2 separate regions of the Homo sapiens genome follow, and region 1 is linked to region 2. The links are chromatin loops, found by intact Hi-C in ENCODE. Cell type or tissue: PC-3. All regions are shown on one strand. Each heading gives the region's core, and the rest is flanking DNA. Links, peaks and the distances in the headings are about the cores only.

What was found. Peaks named below come from ENCODE experiments on the same cell type or tissue, not always from the same donor. Only the 100,000 strongest peaks of a DNase experiment are listed, where the experiment ranks them.
Region 1: a loop joins it to region 2, with 2.4 times the contacts of the local background. A loop is called at or near these places in 2 of 110 quality-filtered maps.

What each region holds. Positions count from the first base shown.
Region 1 is chr3:30,509,132-30,514,524 of GRCh38, reverse strand. No RefSeq gene overlaps it. Among named protein-coding and RNA genes, the nearest start is that of LINC01985, 7.0 kb to the left of the region's middle. In PC-3, for the core only: no CTCF peak of the experiment used is centred there; DNase peaks (open chromatin) are centred at 2,764 and 3,704; H3K27ac peaks cover 1,941 bases.
Region 2 is chr3:30,745,120-30,750,512 of GRCh38, reverse strand. All of the region lies in intron 14 of GADL1 (glutamate decarboxylase like 1), which reads left to right. Among named protein-coding and RNA genes, the nearest start is that of TGFBR2, 140 kb to the right of the region's middle. In PC-3, for the core only: a CTCF peak has its summit at 2,317; DNase peaks (open chromatin) are centred at 1,062 and 2,362; H3K4me3 peaks cover 336 bases; H3K27ac peaks cover 829 bases.

The DNA.
Region 1 (5,393 bases), core at 263-5,262, 240 kb after region 2:
CTGAGGTGGGAAGATTGCTTGAGCCCTGGAGCTCCAGGCTACAATGAGCTGTGATCGTGCTACTGTACTCCAGCCTGGGTGACAAAGCAAAACCCTGTGCCAAAAAGAAACAAAAAACAAAAAAAGAAAACAAACAAAAAAGACTTAGATTTAATACCCATTACAAACTCTGCATGACTATAGGGTTTAAAGTGCAAACATGGAGGGTGGAATGTTGGGAACCTAGTCTGGAAAGGTAGGCATAAAGCAGGTCATCATGAATCCTTAATTCCATGACGAGGAAGTTGGCCTTCATATCACACAGCAGTTCTGAATTTTCCAATAAGAAAAATCAAGTACACGCTTAAGACATCAATTAATCAGAAGGGCAATTATTTTATTTTGAAATTGTTTGTAAATTTTCAAATTACCAAAGTAGTTATTTTAGGAAAATACCCCAAACATTGAGTTGCTTTTACCCTTGTTTAATGTCTTAGCATTGCTTTTGTTTTTGAGTTTCATATGGCAGGATGAAGGTAGGTAGAAAACAGCATGAGCTCATCAGTGTTTTGGGTAAATAAAAGCTTTCAGGTCCTGCTGTTGAATATATGTGGCCTTTGAAGAATGTTAACATGAGCAAATACAGAAGAGAAAACATGGTGGCCAGGGTTAGGTGCCTTATTTTAGTGTCGGACAGAATAAAGTAGTGCATTTTTACATTCACTGACCTCTCTGAAATACATACGATAGATAGCATTTTGGTATTATAAAATTGATATTACAAAATATTTAAAATTGCTCAAGGAAAAATATACTAGATCTGTCAAAGTTCCTGGCAGGAAACAGATGGCACATTCAAGTAGAATAATTCAAAACAATTTACTAAAAGGAACTATTTAGTGAAGTGGGAATAGGAATCACTTTGATTTAAGGGAAATCAACAAGGAATATTCAGGGGCTAGTACATTAGGAAGCTCTAAGCACAACCCATAAGCCTGAAGGGACCAGGGGTGGGAGCAGTAAACAGAACCCTGAGAGCCCAGCTGTAGCTGTAGAGAAGATCGTCAGACTAGAGCTGTGACCTTTTATGGAGGGATATACGCAACCTGTGTTAACCTAGCATGAAGGAAGCTAGACTGTATCTTGTCCCCATTTTCCTTTGGCCTTCTGAGTTTCTAACAATGTCTCCTCTTGGCTGAACTTAAACAGAAGCCAGGGAATTAGATTGTGAAATGATGGGTCCATATAAGCCAACTTTCCCTACAGAAAGCAGGATGGAGAAGGATGGTAAGTGCATGTGGAGAGTCAAACAGAAAATATCCAGCGTAGATATATATATTGCAAACAAACATCATTTAAATAATCATTTAGCTGCTGGGTGCAATAACAAAATTCTATCTGTGCAAAAATACAAAAATTAGCTGGGCATGGTGGCACGCGCTTGTAGTCCCAGCTATTTGAGACAATGAGGTGGGAGGATGGCTTTAGGCCAAAGCAGAGGTTGCAGTGAGTTGAGATCTGGTTACTACACCTGATCTCAGAGCAAGACCCTGTCCGTGCCCCCCACCCAAAAAAATTACTTACTTTCTACATCAGGGGCCAGTAAACTATGACCCATAGGCTAAATCCAGCTTGCAACCTGTTTCTTGAAATAATGTTTTATTGAAACACTGCCATACCCATTTATTTACATCTCATCTATGGTTGTTTTTGGCAGAGTCTTTAAATCTGAAAATATTTACTATCTGGCCCTTTACCAAAAGCCTTTACTGACCACTGCTCATAGTAAAAAAGTAGGCTTTCTCCTTTTAAAAAAGTTTCTTAGCGATAACAACATACTCCAGAGTTATCCTAGTTTTTTGACCTCTGCCATCACCAAATATGTATTACTTTCATGATACATATTTCATTTCAGTCTTAGTTTTTCCACAGATGAACTGTATTTGTGTATATATGTATATATATATATGTGTGTGTGTGCGTATTTGTGTGTGTGTGTGTCTGTATGAGGAAACCAGCTTTAATCAGAAACACATCTACGAACTTGGAATGAATAAAAGTGACCAGCAAATAATTTAGGGTGACATATTTAGGTAGCCTTCCCAATTTACCTGGTTTCTCAGATTTTTTAAAAAATGTAGAATACTGTTTTTAAAATGACGAGACATTTCAAAAATATATCATTTCTCACTCCCCATATTCACCCAGCATATAATTATCTATGCACTTTGTCCATGGCAAGTATGACTTTTGACTTCATAGCCTCCCCTTCTTGATTTTCATTTGATGTTATTTTAATCTTCATATACTCAAAAGTGCATTATGAAGTTTTGCTTCAGGTTGAAGAGGAAGATTTAAAAGTTGAAAATTAATTATGTCCTGTTCTTCAAGTCAGATTTGAAACAATGCAAGGAGGGAAGGAGACAGAGAGAGGGAGCAGGAGCAAGAAGGAGAGAGAGGGAGAGAGAGACACACACAGAGGCAGAGAGAGACAGAGAACGAGAGGGAGAAGAATTGTTTGTAAATGAAGAAAGATTGAAATAAATGTTTGAAGATTTTTACTTTATGAATCATATTACTGCCTCCTTTGACTTTGGTTTCCAATGATTTTACCTATTATTTTGTAGTGCATTTGTGCTGAAGCTCTCAGATACTGCTCTTGCAGACCTCGGCCTGGATCTTTCTTGGTGCTGTCTCATTCCACATTCCCGAAATGTTGCAATAGGATGTATTACACAATCTGAGATAGCAAAGAAGAGACTAGACTTGAAGTGAGGAAGCTTGTCATTTAGCCATTCTTCAATATTTGCTGGTGGAAAGAATGAAGAAAGAGGTGGGCGGAAGGAAATAGGAGGGAAGGATGTATTTAACCACAGTAATGTACTGTATGCAATAAATGTGTATAAGAATGGCATTCTCGGTCGGGTGTGGTGGCTCAGGCTTGTAATCCCAGTACTCTGGGAGGCCGAGGCGGGCAGATAACCTGAGGTCAGGAGTTCGAGACCAGACTGACCAACATGGGGAAACCCTGTCTCTACTAAAAATACAAAAAAAATGAGCCGGGTGTGGTGGCACATTCCTATAATCCCAGCTACTAGGGAGGCTGAGGCAGGAGAATAGCTTGAACCTGGGAGGTGGAGGTTGCAGTGAGCCGAGATCGTGCCATTGCTCTCTAGCCTGGGCAACAAGAGCGAAACTCCGTCCCCCACCCCCCAAAAAAAGAATGGCATTCTCTTAAACTACATGTAAAACATTACAGGTCACAAAACACTATTTTCAAAGCACAAATAAAAACTTAATATACGTGTTTGTGTAAATGTGTGTGTTTTTGCAGCACATAACCAAATTTCTATGAATGAATAGAAAAAGGAAAACCCAATAGACAAAAACTGATAGTTTAGAGATGAATGAAATACAAGTGATTCTTAAATAATAATAAAATGTGCATTTTTGTTTGTAATAAGATAAATTCAAATTAAAATCATCGAGGTAACAATTTTTATCTTTCTTACTATATAGTTTGACTCTACGCACCTCTTTCACATTGCTGTATAGGAGTGTAAATGGTTAGATCTTTTTATGGAGAAAAATCAGAAGCTTGTTTTTTGTGTTAAAAATGACATACAGTTTGACCCCATGATGACTCAATTTCTAGAAATAATATACTTCTCTATGTAAGAAATGACATCCATACAATAGCGAACAGTATGAACATTGTTGTATTATTTGTCATAGCAGAAGGTTACTATTATATAATGCGATCTAGAAGATTGCTTAACAAATTAGGAATGCAAAGAACAATATATTAGCCTACAGATCTATGTTCCACTTCTGTAATTCCTCCCTGCTGCGAAAACCTCAGGGGCAAGGGGTCTTCAGTATGTCATTCTTCTTTTGAAGATTACTAACTCTTAAGTTACAAAAAATGCACAGAGTGCAAAATTGGGGAGCTATTATAAAGAATGCAGCAGCTCTATATTTTCTGGAATGCAATAAAACTTTTTTTCTTACAGCATTGGTTTTAATGATGAAATTGGAAAACATTACAAAATCCAATAATAAATAATTAAATTAAAGATAATATATCTGCCTGAACTCAAAAAAATCAGCAAGAAAAATACCAAATAATCCTATTAAAAAGTGGGCAAAGGACATGAATAGATAATTCTCAAAAGAAGATATACAAAGCCAGGTGCAGTGGCTCACACCTGTTATCCTAGCACTTTGGGAGGCTGAGGCGGTTGGGTCATGAGATCAGGAGATAGAGGCCATCCTGGCTAACACGGTGAAACCCCATCTCTACTAAAAATACAAAAAATTAGCCTGCTATGGTGGCATGCACCTGTAGTCCCAACTACTCGGGAGGCTGAGGCAGGAGAATCGCTTGAACCCAGGAGGCGGAGGTCGCAGTGAGCCGAGATCACTCCACTGCACTCCAGCCTGGGTGACAGAGCAAGATTCTGTCTTAAAAAAAAGATATACAAATGGCCAATAAACAAATGAAAAAATGCTCAACATCACTAATCATCAGGGAAATGCAAATTAAAACCACAATGAGATACCACCTTATACTGGTAAGAATAGCCATTATTAAAAAGTCAAAACACATAGATGTTGGTGTGAATTTGGGGAGAAGGAAACATTTATACACTGCTGGTGGGAATGTGTATTAGCATACCCTATTTGGAAAACAGTATGGAGATTCCTTAAAGAGTTAAAAGTAGATCTACCATTGGATTCAGCAATCCCACTACTGGCTATCCACTCAAAGGGAAAGAAGTCATTTTATGAAAAAGACACTTGCAAATTTATGTTTATGGCAGGACAATTCACAATCACAAAGATGTGGAACCAACCTAAGTGCCCATTGACTAATGAGTGGATAAGAAAATGTGATATTATATATAACATATATATGTATAAATGTATCTCATATATATGTATATCATATATATGTATATAGATAGATTACATATGTATATAGATATATATGATATATATGTATATAGATATATCATATATGATAGATATCATATATATGTATAGATATATCATATATGATAGATACCATATATATGTATATAGATAGATATATATATGATAGATATCATATAGATGTATATAGATAGATAGACACCATGAAATACTACTTGGCCATTAAAAGGAACAAAATAATGTCTTTTGCCACAACTTAGATGGAGCTGGAGGCCATTATTCTATGTGAAGTAACACAGAAGCAGAAAACCAAAAACTGTATGTTCTCACTTATAAGCAGAAGCTAAGCTATGAGTAATCAAAGACATACAGAGTGATATAATAAACTTAAGAGACTCAGAATGGGGAGAGTGGGAGAGAGGAGAAGGATAAAAAACACTGCGTTAGGTACGATGTATTCTACTTCGTGGTCAAGTGCA
Region 2 (5,393 bases), core at 180-5,179:
AATGTTGTTTGGGCATCTCGGTAGACCTGGTGTTTTGGAAGCCTAAGCAGAGGGAGGCCGACAGTATCGGTGATGTCAGTGGATGTGGACGATGCATCATACCCACTTGTGCCACTCCGTGTGCTGTTACAGCTTTCATGAGATAGACTGTTGGTGCGTGTCTGGTGACCAGAGGATGAATTGCCCAACTCAGGACATTTTTGAAACTGAAAAGGATACTATCAATAATCACACCAGAACAACAACATAAAGAAATAAGTACTTTTGTAAGAAACCAGCATCTCCAGTTATGTGCTCTTCTGATTGTAATTTTAGCGCCTTCTGTCCCATTCATTAAAATATTTCAGAGCAAGAGTGAGAGGAATATTATATGGGGATAATCTGCAGTATTTTCTAATTTACTTTGATGAAGAAGGAGAAAGAGGAGGAGGAGTCACTTGTAAATTCTTGTACTGTAACCTGAATGATAATAAGTTGCCTACACAACACACAGCTGATTGAATGACAGCAAAATCTGACCTTTGTCTAAAGTACAAAACCTCCTGCCCAAAGCACTCTTTTCCATTGGCCCTCATCATTGGCTGTAGAATACCCTGATTTAAATCTCCATCACAGTTTATTCTTCAGTTATGACAGATAGCCCATTTCATTTTATATCATAGTTGTTTTCATGTTTTATTGCCGGTCCCTGAGTATAAGTCTAATTATCCTCAGTAGAGTGCCTCGGGAGCTCGTGTCAGCTGTTCAGCTGGGGCGAATGAAACCACTCAGTAGAGGACTTCTGCCTGCCTTCAGGTGCTTCTCAGGTGTTGCCTAGCAGATTGAAAATGTGTTGCTAGGTAAAAACCTTCCTTCTCTATTATTTCAAGGACCACAAACACAGACACACAAAATCAGGGAAGCACAGTTGGAATGTTTGAAAACTGTTCTGTTCTCTAAGATCAAAGTAGGTCCCATTAGTCTAAAGTGCTGGCTTCTTGAAGAAATGTCCTAAGATTCACCTGTTGCTAAAAATAGGCATGAGTTAGTCAGTACATTGCTGGATTAAAGATAGTGACAGCTAATTAGTCATTGTTCAAACAATAGAAGAGTTGAAAAGAGAAAGTGAGAGACACTCCAGCATTCTGGCCAGTCTTCTTTTCTTCTGATTTTAGAGAGAAGACCAAGAGTGTAATGGGAGGTCACTGTGTTCCTAGTGGCCTATGATTGAGGCTTTCAGACCTTATGTAACCTTTTCTGCTTCACCTAAAAGGAAAATTTAACATGCTGAGCAATACAAACACAGCATTTATTTCCATTTAAGACTGGATAGAATCAATTACTCACAGAAACTATGATACCCCAAATGGCAGGCTGACCATGTGACTTCAGAGCAACCGCTAGAAAACACAAAGCAAGATTCCAATCAGGAACAGTGCAGTGAGGTTTCCTGAAAGTCAGACTAGGGTACATGAAGGCAAGATTGATTCGGGAATTGATAATTATAGTAAAAGAACCACAACATTGAATGTGAGGGATTGTGTTGTTGTTTTGCTTTGTCTTTTTTTCCCTCTGTGGGAAGTTTAGAGGCAGTCATATAATATTTATTCAGTGCTAACAGCACATGGATCAACATCCCAAGGGGTAAGACATTGAAATGTGGAGTTGAGAAGTTCAATAAATAAATAAATAAATTGAGGACACAGTTTTATATAGAAGAATTCAAAATGTAACGGTTGAATTATATTCAGCTTTCTTCCCAGGTTAAAAATTCTAGCTGCCACCTCTAGTTATTGAACAATATTATATTTATTGAATGTTTTTTGTGTGCAGCACACTGTGAAATAGGTGCTGTTGGTACCGATTTTCTGACGATAAAAGCTATTGAGTTCCAGAAAATGTTTAAATTTTTTGATAGCTAAAGCCTCTTACACATATATTGTTTAACTGAAAAATACCATGGCTGATAGATGCTTGTTTGAAAATCTGGTGTCCTGGCATCATTCTTCTCAAATCCTTTGGTGCCATTCCAGATGCTGACATTCCGGCAGAAGGAAACTTGATTGTATCAACTCTATGGGGGTGTTTCTTACATCCTTACTGTAGTCAGTGGGGAAGTGCTAAGAGAAAAAGAGGCAAGTGGACTCATTAGCTGAATCTGGTCAGTGCTGGAGTACACACTGGTCATTCTGTTTTGTTTTTTTCATAACTTAAAAAAATTACATCCTTATTCATTTCAGAACCATTTAAAATAGTCTAAAGGAAATGTTAAATGAATCGAACCAGGAGTTGATGTGGGATTTTCTACGTCCATGCGCTTCCTCATATCCTTCACTAGATGGTGTTCCAAATCAATCCATAGTGTCTATGCCATTGATTTGGTCCAGGAGGAAGGTGAGAAAACACCAAGTCATCCCTTTCTAACTCACCTAACTTCCCTTCTCTGGCTTCAAGAATAAGTGGACTTTTCATCACTGTTGAGTAATTAAGTTTGCATGCTGTTGAATTTTTTTGTAGGCTGTACTTGTAAATATTTGGGGGGTTAATTCAGACAGGAAGCATTTTTCAGCCATTGAATGGTTTCATGTTATTGGCAGGGAGTTTTGCTAAACTCATCATTAGTGGCCCTAGTGATCTAGCTGGTGCTGTGAATCAGGAACAGACTCGTTTTAACTCTCTGGCAAAGGCAGTCAGTTAAACCACAGGCCACAATCCTGATAAGAGCTGGAATCAGGAGAATGGAGTGACAGATGGGTAGTAGACTGAAAATATTTACAGGATAGGATAAACAAAGGAAGTGGATTGACCATGAATGCCCCTATTTAAATCTTTCATTCATATTCTCTTAGATATGGCCATGTCTACAGTCTTCATTTCAAAGGAAATTATAAATTAACTTTAAAAGCAAACAAACAAACAAACAAACTAAAAATCCATTTGATTCAGAAAATATATTGGAGACTGTCTTTTCCAAAGAAATTGGATTTGAGGATTCTGCACAGATGTCCAAAGAAATGTATGGGTAGATGTGAATTTATCCTTTACCAAAATTGCTAAGTTTGTGAGGTGTCAGACTCTACTCAATTCCACCTTTCTTTCACTCTCTCCTACCCTTCCTTCTCTAGTATTCAGATAGACAAATGCACCATCATTTTGACAGATATATTTATGCAGTTGATTCATTATTGTCAGTAGCCAAGGAGACATTTTCTCGTGGTGTGTCTAAGGTCTGGAGGCAGCTCCCTGGAAAGAACTTCAGACAACCCAAGGTGCTGGATGCTAAATCCCTGGGAGGTAACAAATGGCCTGGGTATTCTCACGATCATTTGGCTGTTGACATAAACAGAAAAAGGCTGATTCTAATTGATTGGTCTGCTAAAATGCTTCATGTGCAAATCACTTTCCCCAGGCCTGTGATAGTAAAAATCATCTGAGAGGCAAAAAGAAAAACGCAGGAACCTGACAGGCACCATGTTGCAGAGACATCCCTATATGTCTGCTATAATTACACAAGGTACCAAAAAGGGCCTGTGAGGATAAAGAGTGGAAAATTCCTGGCCTAAATTGCGTTGTTTCACTGAGGGATTTCTCAGTATCCTTCTGCCCTTTAATGCTTAAACTCTCATATCTCATTTTCACTCCCCTGCATTGCTGGCCATCAGGAACACCAAAATACAACATTGAATTTATAGACAATAATTTTGTAGATATGATAGATCTGGTTCACTATTTTCAATTATTTTAATGGAAATTTTTATTGTCAATTATCTTAATGTCCATTGTTTTCTTGCATCTCCAACTTATATGTCACTTTTATGTGTTGGCATTTCTGTGTGTAAGAAATCTGATGGCCCAGGATTAGACACTGTTCTTAGCTAAAGGAAAGGTACAAAGTAAAAAGAGAAGAAAACTCCTCCTAACAATTGTTGGCCCACCTGTCACCTTATCACCCCATCACCTGTCTCACCTGGTGCACCTGTCACCTTATTACCCTTATCACAGCCCTAGTGCTGTTTTTTATGCCCCTGTGAAAATATTGATGGTGATGACTATTAGCATCTCTCATGTTCTTCATGTTCCTTTAATAAGGAGGGTCTTATACTTGGTTTCACATTAAAATCATGGGAAAATTTGGTAAAAATTGTATTTCTAGAAACAACTTCTTAGAGACTGGAGGCTCAGTAGGTCTGCAGTGAGTGGTACCTTAAAGTGTGTAATTTTAACAATGGAGAAGAAATGGAGGCTGGGTGCAGTGGCTCATGCCTATAATTTCAGCACTTTGGGAGGCTGTGGCCTGCCAGACCTCTTGAGGCCACTTGAGGTCTCGAACCAGCCTGGTGAACATGGTGAAACCCTGTCTCTACTAAAACTACAAAAATTAGCCAGGCATGGTGGCACACACCTGCAATCCCAGCTACTCGGGAGGCTGAGACAGGAGAATTGCTTGAACCCAGGAAGCGAAGGCTGCGGTGAGCCAAGACCCCACCATGGCACTCCAGCCTGGGCAACAGAGCTGGAGTGCAATAAAAGGAAAAAAGAAGAAGAAGAAGGAGGAGGAGGAGGAGCAGGAGGGGTGGGGGAAAGGGGAGGGGGAAGGGGAAGGAGAAGAAGAAGAAGAAATGGAAAGAATAAGGGAAGAGAATTTTAATATTTTGGAACAGGATGAACTCCAAGTAGAGGCCTAGGAAGATAAATTTTAAACGTTAAATCAGGCAGAGAATGTATTGGAAAAACAAATATATTTTTCTCTGGTGGCATTTAGATTTACAAAAAGAAAAAGTTCAGGTATCTCAACAATTGTCACTATGGCCCATGCACCAAAGATGATGAATATTGGCCATGAGCTTCTGAGCACATTTGACACTAATTATTCATGATGGAAGGTATTTAACAGAACACAGAGCAACATATTGAGATCCACTGCTTTCTGAAAGAAAATTTGATGTCTCAATCTGAGTTTAATGAATAACAAAATTGACTTCTGTTTAATTGAGCAGCTTCTTAATATAGCAGATAGCAATAGGGTTTTATTTTCTATCCCTTGTCCATGCAGGAAAGAATTTCATGATTTGGGTGTGGAACACAGATAATTATTTTCTATCATTCCAAATGTACCCCCGCAATAAAAATAAAGCATTTCCATGTCAAATCAATATAATTAGGGATCTAATTGATAGACATGTAAATCATGACATATATTAATATTTATTCTTCATTACCGTAAGTTTGAATTGCTCGGCAAATGTCGACTTAAAGGATTCTGTGCTTCACCTTATTACTGTTTGACCTCATTCATTAACTTGGCATGAATTAAATAGGCCTTCACTAATAATCTACTTTGAGTCCTGAATAGTAGCACACAGAAAGATTAAAGAAGCTGGAATTCATTAAGCACTTGCTCACTCATGCACACT